2 separate regions of the Homo sapiens genome follow, and region 1 is linked to region 2. A link is an interaction called in ENCODE POLR2A ChIA-PET data of the cell type or tissue named here. Cell type or tissue: MCF 10A. All regions are shown on one strand. Each heading gives the region's core, and the rest is flanking DNA. Links, peaks and the distances in the headings are about the cores only. Region 1 overlaps LINC02819 (long intergenic non-protein coding RNA 2819). Region 2 overlaps KIRREL1 (kirre like nephrin family adhesion molecule 1).

Region 1 (15,103 bases), core at 4,413-12,412, 1.4 Mb after region 2:
TTAGAGCAAATGCAGTGCGACTCTAGAGGAAGCATCTCTCTAAATATGTGAACTTTTGAATTTTGTGGATTTCTAATGCTGGTTGTAGCGGTGTACAATGTGGAGCAATCTGCATCCTAATTGTAAAAGAAGCAGGTGTTCCTTTGACTCAGTTCTGCAGTATGGATGCAGAGGCTTCTCCTCAATGCTCATGCTAGATTCTGTTCCTTTCATCCAATGGTTCTGAAAGCCATTGCCACAGAACATCACACTGATCCACCATATCAATCACATCATGTTGATCAGACAGGGTGAGTGCAATGTGGCTAGCATACTAGAGGGTTTGGTAAGATACATGTACTACAGAGAGAGAGAAAAAAAAAACTCTGAACACTCAGAAATTTGTCATTTTGGTTTCAGAAATCCTGTGGTCAGAGGTATGCTACGACACTCCCTCCAAATAAAACAAGTTGGTGCATCTCACATCCCATACCACAAAAAAAGGAAGCACAATACTTGGTAGGCCCCTTTTCATTCTGGAGGCAGTAAGTCCACAAACTAGGTGTAATGCTCTAGCTTTTATATTACATGATAGCCTTGCAACTTTGAGTAGGACTTGGAACAGAAGGAGTTCTGCAGCAGATACAGGTTGTAGTGCAATTAGACCTGTCACTTGGGCTATATGATTTAGCAGACCTTATTTTGTTGTAGCTGTCAATGGTAGAAAAATAAGTAGTGTAGAACATATGGCAAGCTCTAGAGGAAGAATCACAACGTGAGTCTTTGAGGTTCTGTAGCAGGGTTATGCCTTGTAGAGCAGAGAATCACAAACTTTTGGAAAATCAGCCCCTGGCAAGCTACGAGGCCCTAGTAGAGATAGAATGTTTGGCAACAATGGACACCAGTGATCATGCATTTAGAATTTTTCTTCATGAAGTAGATCTTGCTTGACCTTCAAAACTGTAAAGTCAGATAGGCCCAGTAACAATTATTCAAAAGATCCACAGTATACATCAGAGACAGCACAAGCAGGACCAGAAGGCAAAAACATAAAAGCAAGTTGCATAAACATGTAAACTAAATCTCCATGTCACCAGCCAGGGTGGTATCTGCATCACCCTTCCCTAGTTCACTATGAAGTTTCTGCATAAAGAAAATGTACTAGCTTGGTTTGTGGATGCATCAACTCAATATGTGGGTACAAGTCAAAAATAGATGCATTATAGCCTCACTCAAGGATAGCCTTCAAAGATGGTGCAGAAGGAAAGTTTTCCTAACTGGTGGGGCTTTGGATGGTACACTTGATTATTTACTTTTTGCTAAATGAGAAGTGCCCCTACATTAGAATATGTGTAGACTCATAAGCATAACAAATAGCCTGACTTGTTTGTCAGGAACCTAAAAGGAAAAGGATTGGAAGACTGCAGACAAGAAAGTCTGAAATAGAGGCATGTGGATGTATATGTGAGAGTGGACATGAAGTGTGAACCTTGTATCACACATTTGTTACTACCAGGAAGCATCAACCATAGAAGAATCACCAAACAATCAAGTAGATGGAGTGACTCAGCCACTTGATATTAGCCAGCTTTTATCAGTGATCAACTTAGTCCTGATTTGACAGGAACATCTTCAACAGTGGCAGAGATAGAGGCTATGCATGTATTGCCATTCACTAAGCTTTTGATAACTACTAGCACCTCTGATTATCCAACTGCCAGTAACAGAGACCAATAATGTACTCCAAGTATAGCACTATTTATCAAGGAGACAAACCAGCTATTTATTGGCAAGTTGACTACATTGGGCTCCTTTCTTCCTGGAAGGGTTAGCAGTTTGTCCTCACAGGACAGAAACTTACTCTAGGTAATGGTTTCCTTTTCCTGCCTGGAGATCCTCTATCTGCACCTCTATTGGGGGTTTACAGACTACTAGATCCTCAAGCATGAAATCCTGCTCTATAAATCATCCAACCATTGGACCCACCTTGCAGCAAAGGAGGTGCAGGAGTGGGCCCATGACCATGGTATCCACTAACTGTACCACAAGCTGAATAATTTAGAAGCAGCCTGCCTGAGAGGATATTGGAATGACCTGCTAAAGACATAGCTGAAGTACCAGCTTGGAATAAACCATTTGCAAAGATAAGGTGCTTTCTTCCAAAACACAGTATGTACACTGGATCAGAGACATCTGTCTATACGATGCTGTGTCACTAGTGGGAATAATGCATAGGTCCAAGTCCAAGAAGTAAAAACAGAAGTATCCCCACTTACCATCATTTCTGTGTCCCTTTGGGAGAATTTGTGCCTTCTGTCTGTTTATTCTGAGCCTTGCAATGTTAAAGGTCCTGGTGCCCCCAAAAGGCCCACCCTACACAGGGACACATCAAGGGTGCCATTGAATTACAACCTATGACTGCCACCTGGGCGTTTTGGACTTTTTATATTCAAGGACTAGCAGGTAAGAAAAGGAAATTGTGACAGCAGGAAGAGGTAGGGATGTTTTTACACAGTAGGGACACCAAGAAATAATTGTGGAACTCAGTGATTCATTTAGATTAGATACTTCTTGGTAATTCCTTGACAATTGTGATTGTGAATGTTCAAGTGCAATAACCTCTACCTGTGAAGGATGGGATTACTAGACTCAGACATCTCAGGAACAAGGGTTGCGGTGAAACCACAAGTAAGCCACTGAGAACTTTAGAAGTAAGAGCTGAAAGTGAGGGGGAAGTTAGAATTAATAGATGAAGAAGAAAATAATAGTATCAGCTGTGGCCCCAAGACAGACTGCAAAGATGAAGGCTACAGTTTTTCCCACTAATCTCCATCATCTAGGTTTCTCTTCAGAAAGAAAGGCTTCGTGGAAGCCTTAAAGAGGTACTGCCTGAAGGTATATTGAAAATGTATCCATGCCATATAAAAGGTAGACTATTAAAGGTGTGGAGATAACCTATTCAGATTCCCTCTTCAAGAAAGAATTTGTTACCTATACGCAAAGAGTATGGACAGATAAGAGTCTCAAGATGTTAACACCTCCAAGTCCATGGGGGCTTTTGATTCAAGGTCATATTCTTTTGGGGGTCTCCCAGCCAATGACTAAACAAGACTGTGGTACGGAGGCCATTTCTACCAATATGGGATTCCTTTACTAAGTCGTCATCTCTCCAGTGTTCCCCAATGGGTTGGGAGGGACTTTGTCAAATCTACAGCACAGCCTGATCACACACACTCCCTATTCTCGCTTCCTCCCTTTTGCTTTCATAGGTCACTCCACAATAGACCTTTCACACTCCTATCTCCAATTCAGATTCTGTTTCCTGAAAGACTCAGATGAAACAAAGTGTTACCTTTTTTCATGAAGGTTTCTTCTTGGTAGGGAGAAGTATCATAAACAAATTCATAAATATACAAATATAATGTCACACATTATTTTTAATAAAATAATACAGAGCAAGGGTAATACAGAGGCTTTTTTTTTTTTTTTTTTTTTGAGACGGAGTCTGGCTCTGTCGCCTAGGCTGGAGTGCAGTGGCGCGATGTCGGCTCACTGCAAGCTCCGCCTCCCGGGTTCACGCCATTTTCCTGCCTCTGCCTCGCGAATAGCTGGGACTACAGGCGCCTGCCACCGCGCCTGGCTAATTTTTTTGCATTTTTAGTAGAGACAGGGTTTCACTGTGTTAGCCAGGATGGTCTCGATCTCCTGACCTTGTGATCCGCCCGCCTCGGCCTCCCAAAGTGCTGGGATTACAGGCGTCAGCCACTGCGCCCGGCCAGAGGCATTTTTATTAATGGGCTGGGCTTGTGAGACTTCTGTAAAAAAGCGACATGTGAGTAGAGACCTGAGTAAACCACAGAAATATGAGATATACAGATATCTGAAGAAAGTGAGTATGTTTTTGCCTTATATCACATTCAACACAGTGGCTTTTCCAAATCACCAACTATAGCCCTACTCATTCCAGTCTTAGTCAGTGACTTGGTATCCTACCTTACCAGGAATATTAAGGCATTTTGACATGTGTTCCTTCAAATCTCTCCTCTTAACCAAATGTCTCTCTGTATCTTTATTCTACCTCTGTTGCCCTGTGACCCTCTTTGGGGAAGAAGAGTCTGCTCTCATGGCCAACACTAATCTCTCCATTTGTAACTGAAGACAAGCAATGTAGTGGTGTTCTCAACTGCCAAGGAAAAATTGTGCATTTCTGCCTCCGGGGAACACTGCCATTTTCACAGAGTATGAATCAGAAACTACTGATGCTTCATAAAATAAGACAGATGACTCTCAGTGCCATATTGCAAAAGGACATGTTCAGTAGACTGTTCATTAATTTATTATTTAGTGAGCACCTGCTTATGTGCCTCATATTAGCAGTGATAGTAGAAAGCCAGGACCCCAAATCTTTGGCCAGCTGTCTCCTGCTATAAATTCTTAATAGGGCATGTTCGGCACAGATTACACTCCAGGAAATTGCATACATTTGTCCCCAAATAAAGTCCAGTGTCTGATGACCAGGCCTGGTTCACATGTGCCGTCTGAGATTTTCTTCAGCTGGTGCAGATGTAAAGTCTTAGGATAACCTCTTTGACTTTTCCCACCAGGTCTACTACAGGAATTTGGCTAGCTGGGGTTTTTCGTTTGTTTGCTCATTTGTTTGTTTGTTTTAATGAAACAGTAAAAGGAGGGACAGAAAGAAGATCCTGAGAATAAGAACTCAAATCTCCCTAAGTACAGTCCAGGCTTCCCTCACTCCAGGAGCTCACTCCAGGCTTCTCTCTGTGCCCTTTCCAGGACTGTCGGCCTGTCCTGATGCAGACATGCTTCAAAGCCTGGAAAAGTAGGCACTATTGCTGTACCAGCCCCATTGGAATAAGGGCAGAAGCAACAATAATTCCAACTGACAACCTTCTTGAAAAACACATGTAACCTCTTTGACCAACCTGTTAAAAGATATACCTGTTTCTTTTACTCCTCCCAACATCAACACTGTATTATAGTGCCCCAAGAAACCTAAGAATCTTTTTGCTTTTATTCTAAAACTGATAATTACTTCTGTTGTCAATGATGTATCCTGCTTTTATGACCTGTCAGAAAATAAATAATCATATAATAAATAACTGACAAATCATTACACATAAAGTTCAGCATTTTCCATGTCTAAGTGCATCAGTATTTAAGTTCAGTTCTTACTCTTGCCATTGTTGTCTGGATAAACTTGGAAGGATTACCTCCACACACAAACATCACCACTTACACCTTGCACCTCTGGATTCTTCCTAACTCTCACAAAAACTTTGTTCCTATTCCTGAAATTGTGATTTCCCATCATTATGAAGACAATCAAAACTTTGGGAGTCATGGTGATGAGCTCTTAGAAAACCTTTATCCACTTCACAACTGGATGAATTATCTTCTTTCTTTCATCAAGATCAGGTCTGCCACTTGTTCGGAACCCAAATCTAGCACTATAAAACTTCAAAACAATTCTTCCAAGTGTGTAATAATATTCAATGTGTTCTTAAACACAATGTCTGCTATGACCCTCAAAAAAATTTTTTTAATTGTAAAGTGAGCATAGCAGAAAGTGTTAGCTCCATTTTATAGGAGAGAAATGTGGTACACATTTTTTGTGAACCTGTCAAACTCCAAATGTTTTCTTCACTGTAACTGCCTTTACTCTGAATCCATATTGTTTAATTCTCAAAATTTATCTCTTTGTAATGTGACCCTATCTTTGATCAGAGTTGGTAGAATCAGAGAAGTTTATCAAATCCCAGTTAGATCACTCTGATTCCCTCATTTAGGAATTTGGAACTAGGAAAGAAGTAGAAATTGGGAAGTAAAAATGTAGAGAAGAAAATGAAACAGGAGAGTCAGGAAGTGGTGGGGAAAGATGAAAAGAAACTGTCCATGTAGATTAAACTATAACATTAAATTGGTAGTTTTTGTGAGGAAAATAGCCATCTGAACAGAAAAAAAAGGAAGTAAATAGATTACAGACAGAAATGGAGACAAAAAAGTGAGAGAGAGTGCTAAAACTTCCCAACTTCATCATCTAATGTCTTCTTAAGGTGTGGCTACATTCTTGCACTTAAGTTTTATGGGATGCTGCTACAATTTACAATGAATTTTTCTTTTTCTTAAGCTAGGTCTAATTGATTTTTACATTTGCAACCAACATGAAAAATAAGATTCAAAGTGATTAATAGTACCAAAGATCACATTGTCTGGTAATGAAAACTGAAAAATTCAAAAGCAAAGCCCAGGTCCCCTGACTTCTAGTGAATTAATTATGATGGGTTATTTTATCTTAGAGACATCTGTGTAGATCTAGATGGAGCAAAGATAGAAAGATTTGTGCATCAAAGTCAAAAGGAGGAAGACGGTCCCATAATTTTAAAAAGCAAAGATGATTGTAAGGTTGAATGTTGGCCTTGAAAAGATATGTCTACCGGGAACCTGTGGAGGTGACCTTATTTTGAAAGTGTCTTTGCAAATACAATTAAGTTAAAGATCTTGAAATGAGATTATCCTGGATTGGGTGGATCTTAAACCCAAAGACAAGTGTTGTCCTCATAAGAGGAGAACATGAGAGAACAATTGAGTATACTTAATGAAATAATTTTCACAGAAAAGAAGTCAATGTGAAAACAGAGGCAGAGATTGGGGTGATGCATCTGCAAGCCAACAAACACCAAGGATTGCTGGAAACACAGAAAGATGGGAGAGAGCCATGGACTTGACCAGCTCTGTGGAGGTCTTGATTTTAGACTTCTAGCCTCCAGAACTGTGAGAGAATAAATTTCTGTTGTTTCAAGTCACCAAGTTTGTGGTCATTTTTTATAGCAGCCACAGGAAACTAATGCAATGCTTAACAATATAAATAAATACGGAGAATGAAAAGAAAGTAGAGAATAAGAACTAAAGAATACATTACTATAACCTGGGATATTTAAGCTATAAAGTCCGTACGAGAAGGCTAGGGTCAGTATTCACTTGATTCAGGTGTGGTCATCTAGCTTTTATTTAACACTTTGTAAGTGCTGGGGAGACACACTGCTGAGGATACATGAGGAGAAGAAAACATTTGACTTCAAGGAGCTCCCAGTTTGTAAGACTGTGTTGAGGCTGAGTTGTTGACACCTATGCTGCTAAAGAATAATTATTATTCTTAAGTTTACTGCTAAATTTTATTTCTTTGGAAAAAATTATTGAGAAATTAATTGTTTTCTTTTTTCTGTTATGGCCTCATTAGAGAATACATGTCTTTTTTTTTGCTTCTTCATTAACACCAACAAATATGTTATATGCTTCTCTACCACTTCTTACTTTGGAAGCTCTTTGACTGCAGGAGAGTAGTAAACTGTATTTTTTCCATACACTTCAAAACGAGAAAGGCCACCAAGTGGGTATGGCTGGAGACTGTAGCTTTGGGGGGGAAGTGGGTGGCACAGTTTCAAGGGAGTTCATTCTCCTAGAGGAGGAACAGGAGAAGATGGGTCACTTGAAAGAGCTCCATGTCATGGATTCATGAATATCTGCACATTCTTCAAACACAGCACCCCACAAGCAGAAAGATCCCAGAGGAAAACAGCCGTATGAATGCCCATGGAGATTAAACTCTGTGAAAAGAATAATTTTGCAGATTATAATGAAACTAGAACCTGTGAAGGCATCTTTTATTTGTGGTGGAATCAAGGAGAAGAAGTAGACCATAAGATATGAGTTCTCCCACACACATTTTTTCTTTCACTGAAAAAGAAGAGCTTATATGATTTACAGAGTAATGAATCAGACTAACGTACAGCTGATTAGTTCGTTTGCAATTTTAATGAAAAATTCAGTTTCCTATAATGTATGTTTTATACCTAAAATGAACAGTATATGTTTTGTAACTCTTCAAGTGATGGTTACATCTCAGGGTGATTACATAACGCTTGAGTATACTTAATGAAATAATTTTTCTAGGAGGAGCTTGTGATAAATAGCTCCAGAAAACCCTGTGACTATCTTGGAAAGTTTCTTGCTTCTTCTTAACAAACGGAACAAGAAACAGAGCCTCACGCATTTAAATTTCATGTTCTCTTAGTACCTTGTGCTCCCAATGTCACTAGATTGTGAAAGTTCTTCAACCTCTTCTCACTTACTTTACTAGGGGGAGACATGACAAGCTTTACGTGTTGAAAATACAAAGAGCCTGACCCTACAGGAATCTTTCTTTCTGGCCTTTTTCATCGTGAGTACATGCTTTTGATTTTGATCATGGTTAAATAGAAAATATTTAAATTATAATTTCTATCCACAAGGATAAAATTTCTATCCACAATTTCTAACCAACAAGAGTCCCCGTGACTCACCTGGCACAGAGGTTGGGAAACTTCAAGTTGATTCCCAGGCCTAAGTATGGAACAGTCTTTATCACTTTCCAAAATGTAGCCTGTCCACATTTTCTTGTGCTGCATAAGCCCATCATCCCAATATAATACAGTAGAGAAAAAGAAACTGATGCTGAAATTCTCATGGGCTTTGATGAGCAGAAACTTGGTAATATAATTTTGATTTAGAAAAATAAAGAAACATGACATTTGTTATCCCTAGAGATTTATAAATTGATTCAAACTTATCATTACTGCACGTGGAGAATCCGTGCTTAGGAAGGACTACCTGTGTTTATTACTCAAAAAATCAGGGTAATTTGAGCAAAGTTGAAAAATGTTGACTAAAGACTCATCTTGGCCAGGGCACAGTGGCTCACACCTATAATCCCAGCACTTTGGGAGGTCCAGGCATGTGGATTGCTTGAGCTCAGGAGTTTGAGATCAGCCTGGGCAGCATAGTGAAACCCCATCTCTACAAAAATACAAAAAATTAGCCAGGTGTGGTGGCACGCCTGTGGTTCCAGCTACTTGGGAAGCTGAGGTGGGAGGATTGTTTGAGCATGGGACGTGAAGGTTTCAGTGAGCTGAGATTGCACCACTGCACTCCAGCATGAGTAACACAGCAAGATCCTGTCTCAAAAAAAAAAAAAAAAAAGACTCATCTTTAATCTGTTGTGATGATTTGTTCATTACGCTTAATATATATGATCTGCCCATAGCTTTAAAAAATGATGTAGTATTAGCCTGTAAATCCTCTTTTCTTTAGTATTACGTCTTCTAAAAGCTTATGCTGAATGCATACTTCCTCGGCTACCAACTCAGAAAGGAAAACGCCACTGGTATCCAAATCAAGTGTAGTAGACTGAGCCCTCTCCCTTGTAATTACTGCCACTCCCACTTCTCCAGACACTCTTTCCACCCCATCAGCTCACCAACAAAACTTACTTTCTATGTATGTTGCAGTGGCAAGCACTGGTCTGTTGTCCCTCTGGGCCTTAATCTTGAGTAAAAACTGGTTCTCCTTCTAGTGCTATATTCTTTTTGTTGCTCAAAACACAACACTACCACCTTGAAACTGTAACATTTCCTATTTGCTTATATTGTTGTTGGTATCTCTTTCTATCATCCCAGCAATACTCATGTATAAGATCTAGGGACTTCATGGCTCTCAAAGAATCTAAGCTCTCAATATCCCAAACTGAAGGCCCAACCCAGCCTTTGATCAGAATTATAAAGTGCATTTATTGCATAAAAAAACAGTTATCCTGAACACAAAAATTAGATGAAAATAAGATCCTTGGAAGTTTTTGCTGCATAGCCGTTTTAGATATATTTATTAAGCACCTATTGATCCATCACTAAATAAATTTACTGTGCATATTTGTTAATATTCAAGAAACAAAATGGACAAGTTCTCTGCTATTATTCTAGTAGTTATGGAGAGACAATAAATGTTTAACAAATAAATACATAATATTTCAGATGGCAAGAAATGCTAAAGAGGAAAAGTCAGGCAAGGGAGGTAAGGAGTGCTAAGAGCAGGGTTTCTATTTTATATGAGATAGTTCAGGAAGACATTACTAATGAATGACTTTGCAGCAGAAACTTGAAGAAATGAAGGAGTCAATCATGCAACTTCATGGTCAAAAAGCATTCCAGAAGAAGCAGAGAATCATTTCAAAGACCTTGTGGCAGTACTGTACTGTGCATGCAGGAGGAACAGAAAAAGAAAAAAAAAAAAAAAGCCAGTATGTACGAAACTGAGTCATCTGGAAGGGCAGTGGTTCTCAAATGTGGCTACACATTGAAATCACCTGGGGATATATTTTTTTAAATGATGCCTTGATTTACCAGCTCGATATTGTGATTCAAATGGTCTGGGGCATAACCAGGACATTAGGATTATTTTGAAAGCTTCCCCAGGATATTCTAATGTGCAACAAATTTGGACTAGAAAAATATGATAAGGTTGCCTAGCAATACTTGAACCCACAGTGTCTTTAACACAGAGTGGAATGAAAGGGTCTTTGTGTTGTTCTCCAACTGTCTACTGTTTGTTTCCGTGGCAAAGTAGGTTGAAAGTTGGATTTAACTAGGGTTGGAGATTTTTTAGGTAAATGCAAAGGAAAGAGAAATTAGCTGATACTCTGCCAGAGAGTGATTATAAAAAGGGACCATGGAATCTAAGGTGGGTAAGAAGAGAAGCTAGGACAGGAGAAGAGTAAGAAACAGTGTTAGGATCAACAAAGTGCTATTTAGGTCAAAGATTTGTTCCCTCAGATACTAAAAGGAGAGAGCTGGAAATATAGGCAGTGATGGACATAGTGATTAACAGAGGGGATATAGTTTTTGATAATGGACAGATCTAGCATAAGACATAGAAATATGTGGCTGAGCTAGAGTAAGAACAAAAATTATCGGAGGATAAGACAAAACAGAAACACCAAGGTTTTGACAGGATAGTCTACATGGTTATTAAAATCACTAAGAATTATGATAATAGCATTACAGAGAGTGATAGTAATGTAGGAATTAAAATATTCAAGGAAGTAAAGGGAGTAACCAGAAGTGTCTTTAAATGACCAAAAAAAAAAAAGAAAAAAAAAAAAAGGACCGGGCGCAGTGGCTCACCCCTGTAATCTCAGCACTTTGGGAGACTGAGACGGGTGGATCACGAGGTCAGGAGATCAAGACCATCCTGGCTAACACGGTGAAACCCCGTCTCTACTAAAAATACAAAAAAAAATTAGCTGAGCGTGGTGGGGGGCGCCTGTAGTCCCAGCTACTCGGGAGGCTGAGGCAGGAGAATGGCGCAAACCCAGGAGGCGGAGCTTGCAGTGAGCTGAGATAGCGCCACTGCACTCCAGCCTGGGGGACGGAGCAAGACTCCACCTCAAAAAAAAAAAAGGGAGAGACAGTTCCAGTAGTGGAGTCTGATAGCAGGAGTTTCAAAGCTGAAAAATTTTTAAGGAGGATGGAGAGAAATGGACTGGAAGCAGCAGTAAGGAGCAAAGAGCTACCCTATCCCCAGGACAGAAAATATCTACTCTATGAGGGGCCACAATAGAGACAGAGCTTCAAGGGAGTGCCAGGTTTCAGTGTGAACACAAAGGTGAAGGAAACATTCAAGAGAAGAGACAAAGATATTAGGGACCTTGCCAGTGATGGGCCATGGATCCTCTAGGGAAACGATTTGGCAACTGGAAGTGGAGAAAGAGCAATTTAGACTGTGAATGAAGACCTCAATCGAGAGGGGTGACTTGGTGTATTTGATGTGAATATGTGTCAAGCCATTCAGACAGTGTCAGGTATAGAGTAAGTGCTCTATAGTCAGCCACTATTGGTTGTATGGTGGCTGATGAGTACAGGGATATAGGTCATGATGGAATTAGTTCCAATGGACTCCTGGGATGGTTGCATTAATAAATACATGATTTGGGGGGAAAACTATGAGTAAAAGTCTTTACAAAAATTTGTGGAGTTCTGGTCTTGTATAAATGGAAGTAAATACAGGACCTAAAAAAAGGAATGGAGAACCTAGATCACCACAGCTCAATGAAGTTAAAGAAAAGCTGTTAAGAAAATACTTCACAAACCTCTGGAGAAAAAGAATGTCTTCAGTGGACCTGAAATTTTTAGGAATTCCTGAAAGCTAGAAAACAGCAGGGTACCAATGAGTATTGTGTGGTGGTTGTAGCTTAATGTTTACACACTCTCACATACTCTTCGCTTCAAATAATGGAGCCTAACTCCTCTCTCCTTGAGTGTGACCTTTGCTTAGTGACTTGCCACTAATGGAGTAGAATGTACAATAGGGACTGCATGTGACTTCTGAGGCTAGGTCATAAAAGGCACTGTGGCATTATCCTTGCTTTCTTCCTAGGATCAGTAGCTCTGGGAGACGCCAACTGTCCTATCTCTAAGGACACTAAGCAGCCCTGAAAGAGGGCACACATGGGAGAACTTAAGGTCTTTCGACAACAACCAGCTCTAACTCACTAGCCATGTGAGTGACCCCCTTGAATGCTGGTCCTCCAGCCCCAGTTGAGTCTTCTGATGAGCCCAAGAAAATACCTTGACTCATGAGAGGCTCTGATCCAGAACCAACCAGCAAAGTCACTCCCAGTGTCCTGACCCACAGAAACTGTATGAGCTGGTAATTTTTTTTAAATTATACTTTAAGTTTTAGGGTACATGTGCACAACGTGCAGGTCATCATTCTCAGCAAACTATCACAAGGACAAAAAACCAAACACCGCGTGTTCTCACTCATAGGTGGAAATTGAACAATGAGAACACATGGTCACAGGAAGGTGAGCTGGTAAGTTTTGAAGTAATTTGTTATGCATAAGTAGATGGTTAATACATTATGTTTGAGCTTTGATGTTAGACTGGACATACTTTTTTATTTTTTTAAAATAACTATAATTGGCATGTAATAATTGTACACATTGTGGAGTATATAGTGATGTTGTGATACATATATAGAGGGTAATTAGCATATGCATCATCTCAAACATTTATCATTTCCTTGTGTTGGGTACATTCAATATCCTTCTAGCTATTTGAAACTACATAATATATTATTGCTAACTTCAGTCATCCTACAGTGCTATAGAATGCTAGAACCTTTTTAAGTAGGAAAATTTTCTCATCCCTTTAACTCCTTTTTGGGGGCATGACCCATTACCCCCTACATTCTTCTTAAGCTGGATGCATACCAATTTAGGAACAGGACGGGGATGGGATGGGGTGGGAGTAGAGATCTTTCTCTTCACCTACTTACTGAACCTTGACTAATAGACTTCTCATCCTGCAGCAAGTCATGTACCTTGCACAGAGTGCAGAAGGTTTATATTTTTATAACATCCCTCAAAGCACAGAAAAGAGATGAATTTCTTAGTATAGTAATGCACAGGAGCTGTACTAAGAGGCAGTCACTCTTGGCAATGTAAAAAGTCTGATGGACTATAGATGTTTGACCCTGAGGCCATACCATCCACAGCATCTCTTTTGTTGTATTTATTCCCTCTACAATTTATTGAATTTTGCTTTCAAGCTACAAAAGCAGTACCTACTTGTTTGAACAATAAAACAACTGTCAGCATATAAAGAAAGTCAACAGTCTCTTCACTTTTCCTCATTCCCAAAGTAATCAGTGTTAACGGTTTATTCTCTACCCTTTTACCCCTTATCTTTCTGCATTAACAAATATAAAGATACCTATTTCCCTTTGTTTCTTTATGTTTACCAAGACTAAACCACACGCATTACTCTGCAATATGCATTTTTCACTTAGAATATGCTATAACTGTCACTTCAGATTAATACACACAGGTTTAACTCATTTTATGTAGCTGCATAATATTCCATAGTAAATATGGAGTATAATTTATTCAACCATTCTCCTGTTAATGGTTGTTTTACATATTTACAATTAAAACATAGTGTGACGATCATTCTTTTAAATATACTTTTACATACTGGGACCTATTAGGTTGTTAGACTTAGTGATTTATGAGTCAATGGGTATTTTTTTTAATTTTATAACAGTGTTCCAAGTAACTTTACAATATTTGTAGCCTTTCACAGTGATATCACCAATATATGAATCCCCATTTCTCCATATTCTTGGAAGGGCTGAAGAGTTCTAAACTTCTGTAACTTGAGGCAAAAATGATATCCCAATACTGTTTGACTTGCACTTCCCTGATTAGATGCTGAGCATCTTCTAATGTGTTTTGGGACACTGGCTATTCTTTCAGTATCCACAAGATTTGCTGAAGAAGACAAGAGAGGATGGATATTTTATTTTATTTTGTTTTTTGAATTTTAAAATTGAGTTGAATAGACTTTATTTTTTAGAACAGTCGTAGGTTCACAACAAAGTTGAGCAGAAAGTACAGAAAGTTCTCACATACCCTCTCCCCACTCCCACATACAGCCTCCCCAACCATCAATATCCAGCACCAGTTACAATCCATGAACCAACATTGATACATCATTATCAACCAAAGTCTAAAATTCTCATTAGCATCCTCTTTGTGTGTTGTACAGACTATGGGTTTTGACAAGTTTACAGAGACATATATCCACCATTATATAATCATACAAAATAGTTTCAAAGCACTGAAAAAAATCACCTCTGCACCACCCATTCATCTTTCTGATGATAGCCCCTGGGGATGTTGTTTATATAACTAAGTCATCTAACACAACCTGTTAAGAGAAAGTTAGATTCTTTCTGAAATGGGTAGATAGATATGGTAGAGATGGCTCCCAATGGCTACAGTGGAACTCTGGACTGATATCCTTCTGTTACCCAGCGTAATGCCTGTGTGACATAGCTGAATTTCTACTCTGCCCTAACTTTGCTGATCTTTAAGAAAAAGAATACCTGCAATAAAAATTTTCCTTTATAGCCAGACCAGCTGAAACTGGTTATAACCAAGAGAGATCAACTTCAAAAAAACCTCAGGTTTCATTATAATCTCATTTCCATGCTAAATGACACTCCTATCAGTGCTGTGACTGTTGACAATCGCCATGGCAATGACCAGAAGCCATAAAACGACAAAAAGGAAGGGAGAACTCTGGTTCCAGGGAGTTCACGGCCCATTTTTGGAAAACACATGAATATTTCTCCCCTTACTTGTAATGTCATTAAATAAACATTCATTAAAGAAATATTATATTTTAGCCCTCTCACCCTTCACTAGTGGAGAAATTGATTTGTGAGCCAT
Region 2 (14,320 bases), core at 1-8,000:
CAGAATCTCCTCTCGCCAGCTGTGAGACCTTAAGAAAGATATGAAACTGAGATTCAGCTTCCTAGGGCTGAGTTTTTTGTGGCTGAAGAAGTTAAATGAATATAAAAGTGATTTTTGAATTGTAAGCTGTTCATAAAACATAAGGGATTGTTATTTCTTGCTAATTCCATCTTAGCGCAGTTACTTAGGCAATAGGGGTTGAGGGACGGGAGACCCTGGTGATCCACAACTTCGGTAGCTAGGGTAGACATATTTTTGGATAATGTGGGGCCGTCTAGTTATTACTGAAAAATCACACGTTTATTTCTCATGCTACCAGATATAAATGTGTACTTTTTTTATTGAAGAAATTGAGGCAAGCTAGAAAAAAAATTTTTAAATTCTCTCTATATTTTCTATTTAACAAACATCTTTACTGAACTGGTTGTGTGTGTGTTCATGTGTGTATATGTGTGTGTATTTATTTTTGCCATTGTTCTGTTTTTCTTACCTCCTTTTCTTCCACCTCTTTGGGTATGTATTTTATCTTGGAATCTGGGAATTGAAGCAGGAACTGGTAGGAGCCATTCCCTTTGCCCCCTGGCTAGGTAGCTATTCAGGCTCCCTCTCTGCCTCTTTTAAGAGATCAATTACTTACCATCCGTCAGTTTCTTTTATCTTTTGGAAGGAAACCTGTTTAGAACAGCCCCCTTGGGACTAGGGCCCCAGGCAGCGAGTGTAGTAGAGAAGTGAGGTCCAGATGCTGTATGCTGATGTAAAGTTGCGACTGCCCTCATGGAGCCTGACAGCAAGGACTGCAGAGTTTTTTCCCCATCTCTGGCATCTTTCCTCCATCAGCAGAGGGTCCAGGGTATCAGGATAATGACAAGACCTTGCCCTGAACAGTAGAAGGGTAAATACAAAGAAAGGAGAGAAATCAAGGGGGAGACAATTCATATATAATGAGCACCTATTCTGCACAAGACACTGCTAGATATTCTACTTACTGTTGACCTATTTATTTTAATTCTCATGGAGCCCTGTTAAATAAGAATTACTCACCCTATGTTCTGGATGAGGTGTTAAGGCTCAGAGAAGTGAAGGTGGAGCTGGGATTCAAACCCAGGCCTGTCTGACCCCAAATCCTAGTATTTTTTTTACCAGTCCATGATCTGTCGGGGCTTTAAAGAACCACTTTGATGGAGACAGGCCATGCCCCTGCTATGTGGAGACCATGTGGTTAATAACAGTGATTGGATGTTTGGGTGATTTTAGCCACAGTCTATGTCCTAGTAGCAGTAGTGTCAATAATTTGGGAGGAACATACCTTTGCCCCTTAGAAAGGCATTTTACTACCCCAAAGTCCCAGAAACCTACAGAGCCCTACAGAACTACACAGAGCCAGGGGGAACTGGTATTTCCAGGGGTGGATTTATGCATTGACAGAGTTTACCATCATCCTTCAATTCTCAACAAATGCAGAGAACCAGAGTGTGGACAGATACTTTTCCTAAACCAACAGTCAAAACCCAGGGATACTGGGGATTACTAAAAGTGTTGTAGTTTGTTTGTGTTTTGATATAGAAGGGACCTTGGGCCTTGACATTACAATGCAAGTAGACTACGGTGCAAATGGCGCCCCCTGGAGCACAGAATTAGAATACAGAATTTCCATTTATTTATTCATTTATTCATTTCTTTATTTATTACTGTTCCAGACTTATTTTCTGGTTGTAACTTATTCAGATAAATACTGCAACGAACTTGTAGCACCAATTGGACAGATCAGCTGGAGGTGCTGGGCAGTGATAGACAGTTTAGGTGGCTTAGGGAGCTAAACTAACGTGGAGAATATGCAGCTTTTTTGCAGACTGAGTAATAAGGGGACATGCATGATGCTTAGGTAACAGAAAGCAGTCCACTATGTAACCTGTATTTACAAATGCGGAAAGGACATGGAGAATGAGAGCAATTCGAGAGGGCTTCTAGACCTTTCCAGGTTTTGGCAGGACCTTCAAGGAGAGCGGCAAGGTTCACGGAGGAGGATGGTGTAAGTTCTCTCAAAGCAGTCACAACCCGGGAAAGAGAGGCGCTTGATGGAGGAGATAAACATCCATGGACCGCGATGCTTGGTGCAGTCTCGGTCAGCTCACTGGGTCTGATGTCCTCCAGTCTACAGTGAAGGGCTTGGGCTGGATTATACCTGAGGCCTCCTGATGCTTATGGTTTTCATCTTTTCTGGCCTGAAGTAGGGGATAGAGAGGGCAGTTTGGGGTGGACAGCAAGCTGTCTGGAGAAGAAAGACTGGGAGAGCAGATGAATGAGGGCCGTTAGACAGGAGTGAGGACGGCCGATAGCTGGGCTGTGGGCTTTAATCAGCCAGAGGAGCCTTGGCGGGCAGGTCTGGAGTGAACCACCCGGAGTCTTGGACTTCGATGGAGCCTGAGATGGGACAGTCTCAGCTGGGCCCTTCAGGGCCTCCCGTGTCTCCTTTGGTTCTCCTATGTTAAAGAAATCCCAGAGGCTGCTGTGGGCCCATGGGTGTCATGCAGCAGCGAGTCCAGATTTGGAGTCCTGGACACCTGGGTTCTAGTCCCACTGCTGCCACGACTAGCACTGGACCTTGGCCTAGTTGCTTCATCCCTCTGGGCTTGTTGAAAGGGGTCAATCGGCCGGGCGCCGTGGCTCACGCCCATAATCCCAGCACTTTGGGAGGCTGAGGCTGGTGGATCACAAGGTCAGGACTTCAAGATCAGCCTGGCCAATATGGTGAAATCCTGTCTCTACTAAAAATACAAAAATTAGCTGGGCGTGGTGGCACATGCCTGTAGTCCCAGCTGCTCGGGAGGCTGACGCAGGAGAATCACTTGAACCTGCGAGGCAGAGGTTGCAGTAAGCTGAGATTGCGCCACTGCACTCCAGCCTGGCGACAAAGCAAGACTCTGGCAAAAAAAAAAAAAAAAAAAAAAAGGAAGGGGTCAATCACACCTACTTCTCAGGGGTCGTGAGCATTAAGTGAATCAATGTCTATAAAATGGTTAGCAGCATGCCTGGCTTATATACGTGTTCAATAAATGACCATTATTTTAATTATTATTAGCTATCAAGTCCCATCTCTCCTTCCAAACCCTGATTGTAGCTCCCTCCTCCAGCAAGCATCCTCTGATTAAGCTCACAGGTCTCCAGTTGCTCGTACACACTGCACCCAGGCTCTTGCAGCCTCACTTTGGGGTTTCCAGGTAGCAGTTGGCTTGTTGTCCTGAGTGTCCTAGGAACATGGTCTTTAGAGTGGGGACCTGTCTCCTTTCCTCCCCAGATTCCTTACTGCCCATTGCAGATTTTGGCCCTCAGGGCACTGGGCTGAGCCCAGGGTGCCTGGCTGATGGACTTCCTGCGACTCATAACTATTTCCTCACCAGGAAACACCCCCAGGCCCAGTGTCAGCTAGACTCGGGGCAGGACCAGCCTGCCAGCGGCTCAATGGCTCTAGCTAAGTTAGGGTCTGGCTCTGTGCCCACGACCTTCCTGGGGAGCTCGTCTCAGGCCTGCCACCCATCTGCCTGGCTGATGAGGGAGGAAGGCCAGCTATTTCTTCCTGCTGGAGGAATAGAGGTCCGTGTGGTGACTCCATCCGTTCTCCTCATGTGTGAGCTGAGTCCTGTGCATTCATCCGTTTAGTTCTCAATTCAGCAAATGTTTATTGAGTCTTCCACTCTGTGCCCCGCACTGCTCTGGTCCCTGGGGACCTGGTAGGGGTCACTGTAATGAGGCTTTGCTCTCACAGCTGCAGGGGGTCAGTCAGTGGTGGTGGGAGGGGGCAGAGGACAATAGCAAGTAAACAAGAACATATGGACTGTGAATGAGTGTTATGATGTTAAAGATGAAGCAGAGTGGCATGAAAAAATCTGGTGTCTTCCAGTCCTTTTACAGGTGGCTCTTCCTCTTTTTTTTTTTTTTTTTTTTTTTTGGAGGCAGGGTCTCTTTATGTTGTCTGGGCTGGTCTTAAACTCCTGGCCTCAAGTGATTCTTGCCTTGGCCCCCCCAAAACACTGAGATTACAGACGTGATCTACTGTGTCTAGCCATTCTCTTCCTCTTTTAAGGAATGCTTCCTAGTGTGTGGTAGGAGTGATTATTCTTAGCCCTGGGAGATCTCACAAACTGACGACTGAACAAAAATAGGGTTCCAAAGGGTCTGAGGAGACGTGAAAAATTCTGTGTCATGTCAAAGAAACAGTAGACTTGCCCACTAGGGGCTTTGTTTTGTTCACGGCTGTAACTTCAGAATCCAGAAGAGTGGTACGTAGTAGGTCTTCAATAAACATTGATTGGCTCCAGAGGGCTAAACGAGGATGAATGGATGTGAACGATACAGAAAGGCAGAGTTCCACAGACTATAAAGAACAGCTTTTTAATAGCTGTAGCTGTCAGCAGATAGAGAGGGCTGCTTCATGAGGCAGTAAGCCCTGCAGCCCGAGAGGGTTCAGGAAGAGCCAGGCTGACCACATGCTGGGCACGCTGGACCGGAGACTTCTGATTGAGAGGAAGGTTGGACAAGGTGACCGCCATTATCCTTTCCAACACTGAGGCTCTGCCATTTCAGCACCACCCCTTCCCAGGCCCAGCCTGCCTATGATTTTGCATCATAAATGCCTGGACTTTGCTGACAATGCCTATGTCTTGCTTGCCATAGAATTGTCCACGAAGAGGAGCCCTGACTGCTCAGCAGTAAAAGGGAAAATCACTTGGAAATGTACTTCCCTTTACTGACCCTGCAGCTCTGTCCTCATTTTATTTTTCTGTATCAAATTGCCAACAGTAAAATTGCTGGATGCATGGCATGTGCTGTTTGCTTCCTTTATGGCCCCTCATTCCCACCATTTGGCCAGTAGAGAAAACAATTAGTGGTATTGGCTCGAGTCTCAAGCTGGAGGACACAAAAGCAGCAAAGGCTGAGCGGGATGTGAGAGCTGGGCAAGCTGGGGTGACCAGAGCCGGGATGCGCCTGCACTCACATTACCGTATGTCTAGAACCTCCCACCCCACACTTACTCATCAAGCCAGCTTTTTCCCCAATCATGCCAATTGTTCCTGAACCTACTGTCCTGCAGGGACCTCTTTGCTTGAGCTCAGTTCTTTCCTTTTCCTCCCCACTCCTTCATGTCTCCTATCAGGCCTGTGATGTAAATACAGTCTGGTCATGTATTGATTGTCTATTTCTAGGTCTTCTTTCCAAATGGCCTAGATGTTGCTACCTGTGTTGGTGTGTTGGTCTCAGAGGGAGGTCCCAGAAGGGAGAGAGCTTGTCTGTCTTGTTCTTTATAGGGAACTGCTCTTGCCACCTCTGGGCGTTGTTGTTATGTTTTTCAGTTTGTTTTGATGTGTTTGGTTTTTTGTTTTTTGGCAACCATGCCATCTCCTTGTGGGCTGTTGATCTACTCATAAAGCAGAGCTCTGAGGAGAGGAGAGAGTTGATGCACAAGGGGTTCTCCAGTGGAAAGCATGAGACTGGGCCTCCCTTGCGTATTTTTCCTTTGCACAAATTGTTGCTTTCCTTCATTATTGCTCATGTCTAGGGGCATAACATAATCCTCAGTTTGTTCATTCATTCATTCACTCATGCATTCACTCACTTGTTTGTTCAATTAACCACAGTTATTGAGACCCTTATGTAAGACCATTCCTGGGCTTGACCTCCAGGATGTAGATATAAGTAAGAACCAGCCTCTGACCATACATCTAACTGGGGAAAGAGACATGTGGGCTGAGAAATGCCATAAAGCATAGCAAGCAAGTCCCATAATAGAGGTCAGAGACATGGAAAAGAAAAAAACTGTGACTTTAGAGTCAGACAGACCAGGGTTGAAATTCTGACCCCAGGTTTTATTGTTTTTATACCTACTCCAGCAAAGGTTTGATGGAATGATAACATCTATCTTCCAAGATTGTTGTGAGGGAGAATTAAATTAGATAATGCATAGTCAGCACTCTATAAATATGGATTCTTCCTCTCCATTGTCTAGGAGAATACAAAAGGAGTTACTCACTTTGCCTAGGCAAGTTAGGAGGGCTTCACAGTGGAGGTGGTTTTTGAGCTTGATTTTATAACACAGAGCAGTTTTCAGGTGAAAATGGAGGGGAAAAACATTTCAGAAAATGGGAACAGGCATTTCCTTAATATCAACCCTAGTAATGAAAAGGCTGGTCTATTCAGAGGAGGAGGGCTGGAGCGTGTGCTAAGATGGTGGTTGGTGGGGGGCTGAAGATAAGATGGAAAAGAAGTTGGGAACCTGGTTATGAAGGGCCTTGGGTGACCAGCTAAGGATTTTGAACTTTATTATCAACAACAAGGAAATAATGGAGGTTTGTAAGCAGTAAGTGATGTGAATCAATCTTGTGTTTTAGGATAACTCTAGGGGTAGGGGGAGCTGGGCATGTGTGGAAGTAGGAATGGAACAGAGGAGAGAGAGCAGGTAGATGTGCATCCAGGAGAAACTACAACCAGTCAAGCAACAAATGTTTATTGAGCAGCTATTATGTGCCAGGCACTCCACTGAGCATTTGGAATACAAAGATGAATTGAATAGGATCCCTGGGATAGACAGATAAATAGGGAACACAATAAACTGTGGTAAGTTGTGCTAGAGGGGAGAACAGGTCCTGTAGAGGCCTTGGGGAGGGTCAGCTAATAAAAGATGCTGTGGACAGGCCACTCATTTATCCGCATAGGTGTGCATACATCTCACAACTCCCGTGTGCCACTCACAGACAACTTCGTAAGGTGGTCCTGGTCTTGAAGTTATCCAGGAGAGAAAGATAGGTTTGAACCAAGGGAGAGACAATTCAGGAGGGGAATCATTTAATTCAAAAAGTATTCTGGAGTTGGAATTGACAATAGATTTGAGATAAGGATTAAGGGAGAGGAAGGGATCCAGGCTCATAACAGTCCCTCTGAAGGTGCTGAGGCTTGAGTGTCTAAGGAGAAAGGAAAACCAGCAGAGCAGCTAATGGGAATGACCAGAAACCTGAGGGACCCCTGCCCTCTGAGCCTCACTTCTCCTTATCTTAGAACCTAACCCAGAGGGAATCACTTCTCTCCACCCTCGCTTGGGCTTTCCCACCTCTCTCTTGAGATTCCTATCTCAGTCCTCTCCCAAAAGAACCAGGTTCAAATCTCAGCTCCCTTACCTACTGTGTGCGTGATGGTGAACAAGTCTCCCCTCTGGTTTGTGCGGTGGGAGAATGGGGGTGCTTGGTACTCTAAAACCCTAGGCTGATGCTAGGACATTAACTTTCATCATTGCAGGCAGCAGGTTGACTTGGATGGAGTGGAAGGGCATGGATTTGGTGAGCTAGAGATGGCGAGGAGGGTTAGGCAGTTGGTCTGGTTCAGAGATTTCTTTCTGGGGAAGGAGGTGAGAGGAACAAATTGGACCTCAGAAGTTCAAGGGCCTTCACAGGAACTCAGAGAACTTGCTACATTGCCTGAGCACTTCTGGAGCTCAGAGAACTTGTTCAGAGAACACTGTTACATTGCCCGAGCACTTCCAGAGCTCTCGATGTCACAGGAGGCTTGGAGGGAGGGACAAGAGAGGAAGAGAGCTCCTCCAACACCAGAATGGAGGTGGGCCCAGGGCCATGAGTAGCTGCGTCGTGTGGGTCTTCTCCAGGGTGTGTGTGTGTGTGTGTGTGTGTGTGTGTGTGTGTGTGTGACTCAGACCTGGTAACTAAATAAGGTTTCCAGGTGAACGTGCAGGTAAGGGGGGCCCGGCCTAGATGCTCCCGGCACCAGTTGAGAGTGACCTTTGTGCCCTCCTATTGCTTCAGTTTTCACTGGGAGGCAGCTAAGATATTTGGAAGAATCTTTAACATGAGCCCAAAAGTATTTGCTTCTTTGGTTATGCTATTACCTCATTCTCTGTTACCTGAGCCTCAGTTTCCACATGCGTAATATGGGATACCAGTCCCTCCCTTGCAGAGCTATTATGAGATGAGGTGAGATTATGGAAGCAGAGCTCCACACTGCTGTAACACTAGCTAGTGTTTACAGAAGCCAGGCACTGGTCTATGTACTTTACAGATGCATGTTGCCTCATTAAAACCTTCACAACAACCTGAGGTAGGTACGACTATTCCCCAGTTTTGCAGATGAGAAAATGGATGCAGATTGGCTGTTCTCTGGCCTGTGCTCTTAACCACCTGCTGCACCCTCTGTGATGTTATTACTATGCCTTATAAATTAGCTTTGCCGGCTGGGCACGGTGGCTCACTCCTGTAATCCAAGCACTTTGGGAGGCCAAGGTGGGAGGATCATGAGGTCAGGAGATCGAGACCATCCTGGCTAACACGGTGAAACCCCGTCTCTACTAAAAAAAAAAAAAAAAAAATACAAAAAAATTAGCCGGGCGTGGTGGCAGGCACCTGTAGTCCCAGCTACTGGGGAGGCTGAGGCAGGAGAATGGTGTGAACCTGGGAGACGGAGCTTGCAGTGAGCGGAGATTGCACCACTGCACTCCAGCCTGGGCAACAGAGCGAGACTCCATCTCAAAAAAAAAAAAAAAAAGATTAGCTTTGCCCTTCATCATGAGGGTGGGGGCACTCCAACACCTACTGCGAGGAAGCAGTGCTGGAGAGAGGGAGAAGCTGCTTGCAGAGTGGACTGTGAGATCCACACTGGGAGAGGCTACAGATGGGAAAAGAGAGTGGATGGAAAGCTCCTGAAAACTGAAAATGGTGACATAGGCATGGGATATTTTTGCCCCAGCCAGCACCTCATTCCCCCCTTATGGAAAGAGTGGCGTAAGAATCCTGACCCCACCCCTCCTCCATTCCTGCTCAGATGTGCTCAGCCCTCTCTTGGCCCGGCTGCACGCCTCCCTTCCCCCAACCTGTGGCCTCCACCCCAGGCGGGATCAGATATGGTCTTTGTCTTTCTGCCTGGCTGCTCCCTTTCAGGGGATAAAGGCCTCTGTGTCTGGGAACACTGATAGTTCAGGGGAGTTTGAGGGACAGCTTGGGAAGTCTGACAGGACTCCCTAAATAAACGCCTTTCCTCTCCACCCAGTGGCCATATCTCCCCATTACCTTCCCCTAGGCTGGGTACCCCATTACCATGAGTTCTAGGGGCTGTGGAGAAGGCCTCTGCTTTCTTGGGCCCCTGCTTAGGGGGAAAGAGGAAAACAGAAGAAAATGTGCCTTCCTGGGGCACAATGAGACACTGGGGGTGGGGGTGCGGCAGTGGTGGGCTGTGCCATGGCAGGGAGCCGTGAACAGCAGCATCTCTGTGAGAGATGCTTTGACGCCACAAAGGACCCCATGTTTAACCCTATTTTTCCAGCTTCACCCTGCAAATTACTAGCTTTGTGACATTAGGCAAATTACTTAATTTCTCTTAGCCTCCACATTTCCATCTGTAAAATGGGGTTAATAATAGGTATCTTAATGGTAGATGTTGAGGATTCAGTGAGGCAATCCACATAAAAGAACAAGCTCGGTGTTTTGGACATTCATTCATTCTTTTAGATGTGAACTGGATGCCAACCGCATACCAGGGACTGTGCTGCATGCCAGGTCTGCAAAAGTGAGCAGCTGGACATGGCCCCTGCCTTTGTGAAAAAAAGCAATCTCTGCAAGGCATGGTGGGTGCCAGATGTAAGAAGCATTACATAAAAGGCAGCTGTAAAAAAGTGGCAGAAGGAGGTGAGCCCCCTTCTGTCTGCCTCCAGAGCCAGGTCAGGCTTAATGCAAGGTCCTGCATCTGGGAGGGGACAGTCATCTGTACTGACTGGGAGGTCCATGCCCAGAGAGAGCTTCCATCCTCTCTGGACACTCACTTTAATGAGAAGCGGACAAACTGGACTTCCCTAATGGAGGACAGTGGTGAAGCTTCCAAAAATTATAACAGATTTATTTATTTATTCAATGTTTTTAAAGTATTAGGCATTTTTTGTTTGTTTGCTTGTTTGTTTGTTTGTTTTGAGACAGTCTTGCTCTGTCACCCAGGCTGGAGTGCAGTGGCACGAACTCGGCTTACTGCAACCTTTGTCTCCCGGATTCAAGCGATTCTCATACCTCAGCCTCCTGAGTAAATAGGATTACAGGCATGCGCCACCATGCCCAGCTAATTTTCGCATTTTTAGTAGAGATGGGGTTTAGCCATGTTGGCCAGGCTGGTCTCGAACTCCTGGCCTCAAGTGATCCGCTCATCCCAAAGTGCCAGGCCCTTTTTCCAAGTGCTGAGGATACAGCAATTAACACAAAGAAAAAAGAAAATCTCTACCCTCATGGACCTTATATGGCTTCTGTCAGAGAGAGGGACAATAAGCTAATTAATAGGTAAAATATTAGTTAGTTGGATATTGATAAAATGGAAAATAATTAAGCAAGGGAAGGGGAATCCGGAGTCTGGTGGGGCAGTGGTCCAATTTTAAGTAGTGCAGTGAGTAAAGAACTTACTCAGAAGGTGATAACAAGAAAAGATGTGAAGGAGTTCAGGGAGTAGGCACATTAAGGGGAAGAAGCATTCCAGGCAGAGGGAACAGCAGAGGCAGAGGTCCTGAGGGGAAAATGCACCTGGTGTGTTTGAGGAAAAGCCAGTGTGGATGGAGGGAGGTGAGCAGGGGAACTGGTGATAGAAGTGAGGAGTGTGCCTGCACATGTGCACAAATCATGAGGGGCTACAACACTGCCATACCTTCCCCTAGGCTGGGTACCCCATTACCATGAGTTCTAGGGGCTGTGGGAACGCCCAGAATCCACAGGTTAGGTAAGGGCACAGTCCCCAACAAGGACTGCCCTCGTTTCAGATGTCAGCTTCAAATTTGGGAGTCCCCAGGCCACCTGGACTTCTGACCAAGTAACTACAAATTCAGTGGTTCCCACAACCCCTTTGGGATCAATAATTTGACAGAATGACTCTCAGGACTCAGGAAAGTGCTATACTATTACAGTTTTATTACACAGGATATAAATCTGGATGAACCAAATGAAGAGACACACAGGACCAGCTGTGAGAGGGTCCCAAGCATGGAGCTTCCGTGCCCTCTCCCTGTGGAATCAAGACGTTTCACCCACCCTGCACATCAATGTGTGTACCAACCAGGAGGTTCCATGACTCTAGGAGTCCAGAGTTTTTATTGTAGTTTTATTATCAAATCATTTTGGCATGTGATTGAATTCAGTCTCCAACCTCCCTCTCCTCTCTGGAAGCTGGTGTCATGTGGCTCAGTGCCCTAACCTTCTAATCACGTGGTTGATCTTTCCAGCATCCTCAGCCCCAATCCAGAGTCACCTCATTAGCATAAACCCCAGTGTGCAATGAATAACAAAGACATTCTTATCACTTGGGAAGTTCCACGAGTTTAAAACTTCTGTCCCAGGAATGTGGACCAAGGCCAGAAAAATTCTTCCTTATTGGACCAGAGCCTTGAAGGAATCACAGGACTTAGGCTTTTACTTTGAATGAAATGGGAAGTCACTGGTAGATTTTGAGCACAGGAGTGACATGGTATAATTCATGTTTTAACAGAATTGCTTTGGGTACTGTGTCAAGAATAGATGGTGTGAAGGAAGGGCAGGAGCAGAGAGACCCATTAAGCAGCTACTGCAGTAATCCAGGCACAAGATGATAGCTTGGGCACCATTGGCATGCCTAGAGTCCACAAAAAGTGGTCCATTTCTGGGATTATTGGGAAATGAGAACCAGCAGGACTTCCTTATGGATTGGACGAAGGGTGAGAGGGAAAGATCAGTCAAAGATGACATTGAGGCTTTGTCTTACGGACCTGGAGGAATGAAGCTGGCTTTGACTGAGAAGACCAAGTTTGGGGGTGGAAGATCGGGAGCTCAGTTTTGGACACATTAAGTATGAGAGGCCAATGAGACAGCCAAGTGGGGGTGTCCAGTAAGAAGTTTGAGCGATGCCACTGCAGCTGGAGGGAAAGGTCTGAGCTGGGATAGAACATCAAGTTAGAGATGATGTTTAAAGCTGTGCAACTGGTTGAATTTAACAAGGGAGCGAACCAAGAGGGAGGGGAGGGCCAGTCAGGACCCTTCAACAAGAAGAGGAGGAGGAGGTTGTGGAGCAGGCAAGAGAGGAGGAGGAAACCCAAAAGACTGTGGGGTCCTGCAAGACCAGGTGGGGAAGGTCTTTGAGGAGGGAGGGATCATCTGTAACAAGTGTGCTGATCCATTAAGCAAGATGAGGACGAAGATGAGGGCCAGTGTTGGATTTAGCAACTTGTAGGTCATTGGTAACTCAGCACTAAAAGTTCTGGTGTGAGTTCATGAGTGAATGGGAGGAGAAGGATTGTGTGTACTACTATGCTTCAGTGCTTTTGCTATAAAGGAGAGCAGAGCATGGAGGGGGTTGCTGGGCACAGGGTCAACAGAGAGGTTTTAAGAGAGGAGAGAATGCAGCCCCTTTGTATGCAGATGCCTGTGGAAACAACAGGTTAAGAAACTAGGGATGTTTGGTCATGAGAAGAGGAGACTCCAGGGATATGTCATAACTCTCCTCACGTGCTTAAAGGAGTGTCATATGGAAGAGAATTAGATTCATTTTATGTGACTCCATAGAGAAGAACTAGGACCAATGGCTACAAGCTACAAAGAGGAGGATTGTAGCACAGCCTAAATAAGAATTTTGTGCATCCATGTATTTGCTCATTCAGGAAGTCAGTATTGAATGCCTGCTGCATGTCTGACACTGGCCTAGGCACCAGGGGTCGTCATGATGAAGATTCAGCCCTTTCTGGCTAATGGAAGAGAGCAACACAGACAAACAATGATTGTGCCATGTGGAAAGTGCTGACAAGGCCCCTGTGTCTGACTGGGGTGGGGAATGGGGGTTCAGGGGAAGGTCAGGCTGGGTGGAGAAGTCATCATTGTTGGCTGAGGATATTCCACCTTCTGATAACCGAGAGCCTATTTGGCCTAAATAAATGAGACTTAAAAAGGCACTTGAACCTCAGTTATCAGGTCCATTTTCTGGATGGCTAGGCCATGTAGATGCAGCCTTCATAAAAATGATACCTGATATATGGGCGGTGCTTTATCATTTACAGAGAACTTCTAATCCTCCCCACAGCCTGCCAGGATCATTCTGTTGTCCCTGTTTTCTAGTTGGGTTAACCAAGGCTCAGAGCAGTGAGCCTTGCCTAAGGTCACTTCATTATTATAAAGATGGAGCTGGGGCCAGAACCCGGTTCATGAGTCCCTGGTCCAATGAACACACCCTCCCAGAGCTGTGAAATGCTGACTATAATTTGCCGTCTCCCTTCTCTGACCCATGCACAAAAGTACTTTGGGGCCAGGATTTGGGTCTCAGCTGAAACATTTCCTAACCTCATGCCCCTTCTCCTGATTTCTTGAAGCTTTCCCCAGTCTGGTTTCTGCAAAAGAATCTGCTCTGATGAAGCCAGAAACTTTTCCACCCTCTGCCTGGGGCTTTCTCCCCTGCTCTTTCTCTCTGGTTCCAACCTTTCTCTTTTGCCTGATCTTACATCACATTCTCTTACTTTAAGAAGATCTCTGGACCTCATCGTGGTCTAAAATTGTTAGAGTCTTCATACTTTCTAGGCCAGCAGTCCCTGGGTTCCTCTGATGTTGGTGAGACCTATTGCGTCCAAAAAATTAGGGGAGTTGGATATCTAAACACTGTAAATAAGAAGGATGGAAGGAAGAAGGATAGGGCAAGAATAATAGTGATTATTAAAACTTACATCAGGCTTACTACCTATGAAGAATTATTTATGTTATCTCCATTTTACAATTGAGGAAACTGAGGCACAGAGCACTAAAGCAGGTTGCTCCAGGTTGAGTAGCAGAGCTGGTTACCAAGTGGCCATGCTTAGCTGCTGTGCTCCACTGCTTCCCTTAAGAAGGAAAGGAGGAGAGAAACAAGACTAGGAAAGGCGTTTTTTCAGCATGATTGTTTTGAGCCAGCAGTGTGCTGAAGCTGTGGGGGAAGAAATAGATCTAGTCCTTGCCCACAGTGAACTCACAGCTACAGAATTACAGAACATCAAAGTTGGAAGAGACCGTGGAGATGTCATCCAAATTGGGACACAGGGAGGTGAAGTGAAACACCTACGAAGGAAAAGGGAACGCATACTTTTGCACACATACAAAAATAGCATAAAACATACAAGTCAGCGGTTCAAGGCAGGCCATTAACAACTGAAGTTGAGCACCTGTTACAGTAAATACATGTCTGGATGCTGCAGCAGGAGTGAAGTAAAGTCCTTGCCCTCCAGCTGAGGGGAAATTGCGAGAGTAGGAAATAGGATGACATTGACCGAGAGAGTGTAAAGTATTTAAAGTGTTTGAACAATAACAAGCAG

What was found. ChIA-PET counts read pairs that join two places held together with the same protein. Peaks named below come from ENCODE experiments on the same cell type or tissue, not always from the same donor. Only the 100,000 strongest peaks of a DNase experiment are listed, where the experiment ranks them.
Region 1: POLR2A ChIA-PET joins it to region 2 with 5 read pairs; 1 of 35 experiments calls an interaction of 5 or more read pairs at or near these places.

The regions. Positions count from the first base shown.
Region 1 is chr1:159,474,767-159,489,869 of GRCh38, forward strand. LINC02819 (long intergenic non-protein coding RNA 2819) reads left to right here. Exons shown (of 4, transcript XR_922189.4): 3 at 8,138-8,218. Among named protein-coding and RNA genes, the nearest start is that of LINC02819, 16 kb to the left of the region's middle. In MCF 10A, for the core only: no CTCF peak of the experiment used is centred there; a DNase peak (open chromatin) is centred at 8,935.
Region 2 is chr1:158,034,564-158,048,883 of GRCh38, forward strand. The region is part of intron 1 of KIRREL1 (kirre like nephrin family adhesion molecule 1); the gene reads left to right. Among named protein-coding and RNA genes, the nearest start is that of KIRREL1-IT1, 16 kb to the left of the region's middle. RefSeq lists an enhancer at 11,025-11,557. In MCF 10A, for the core only: a CTCF peak has its summit at 1,604 (motif pointing left); DNase peaks (open chromatin) are centred at 1,598 and 3,428.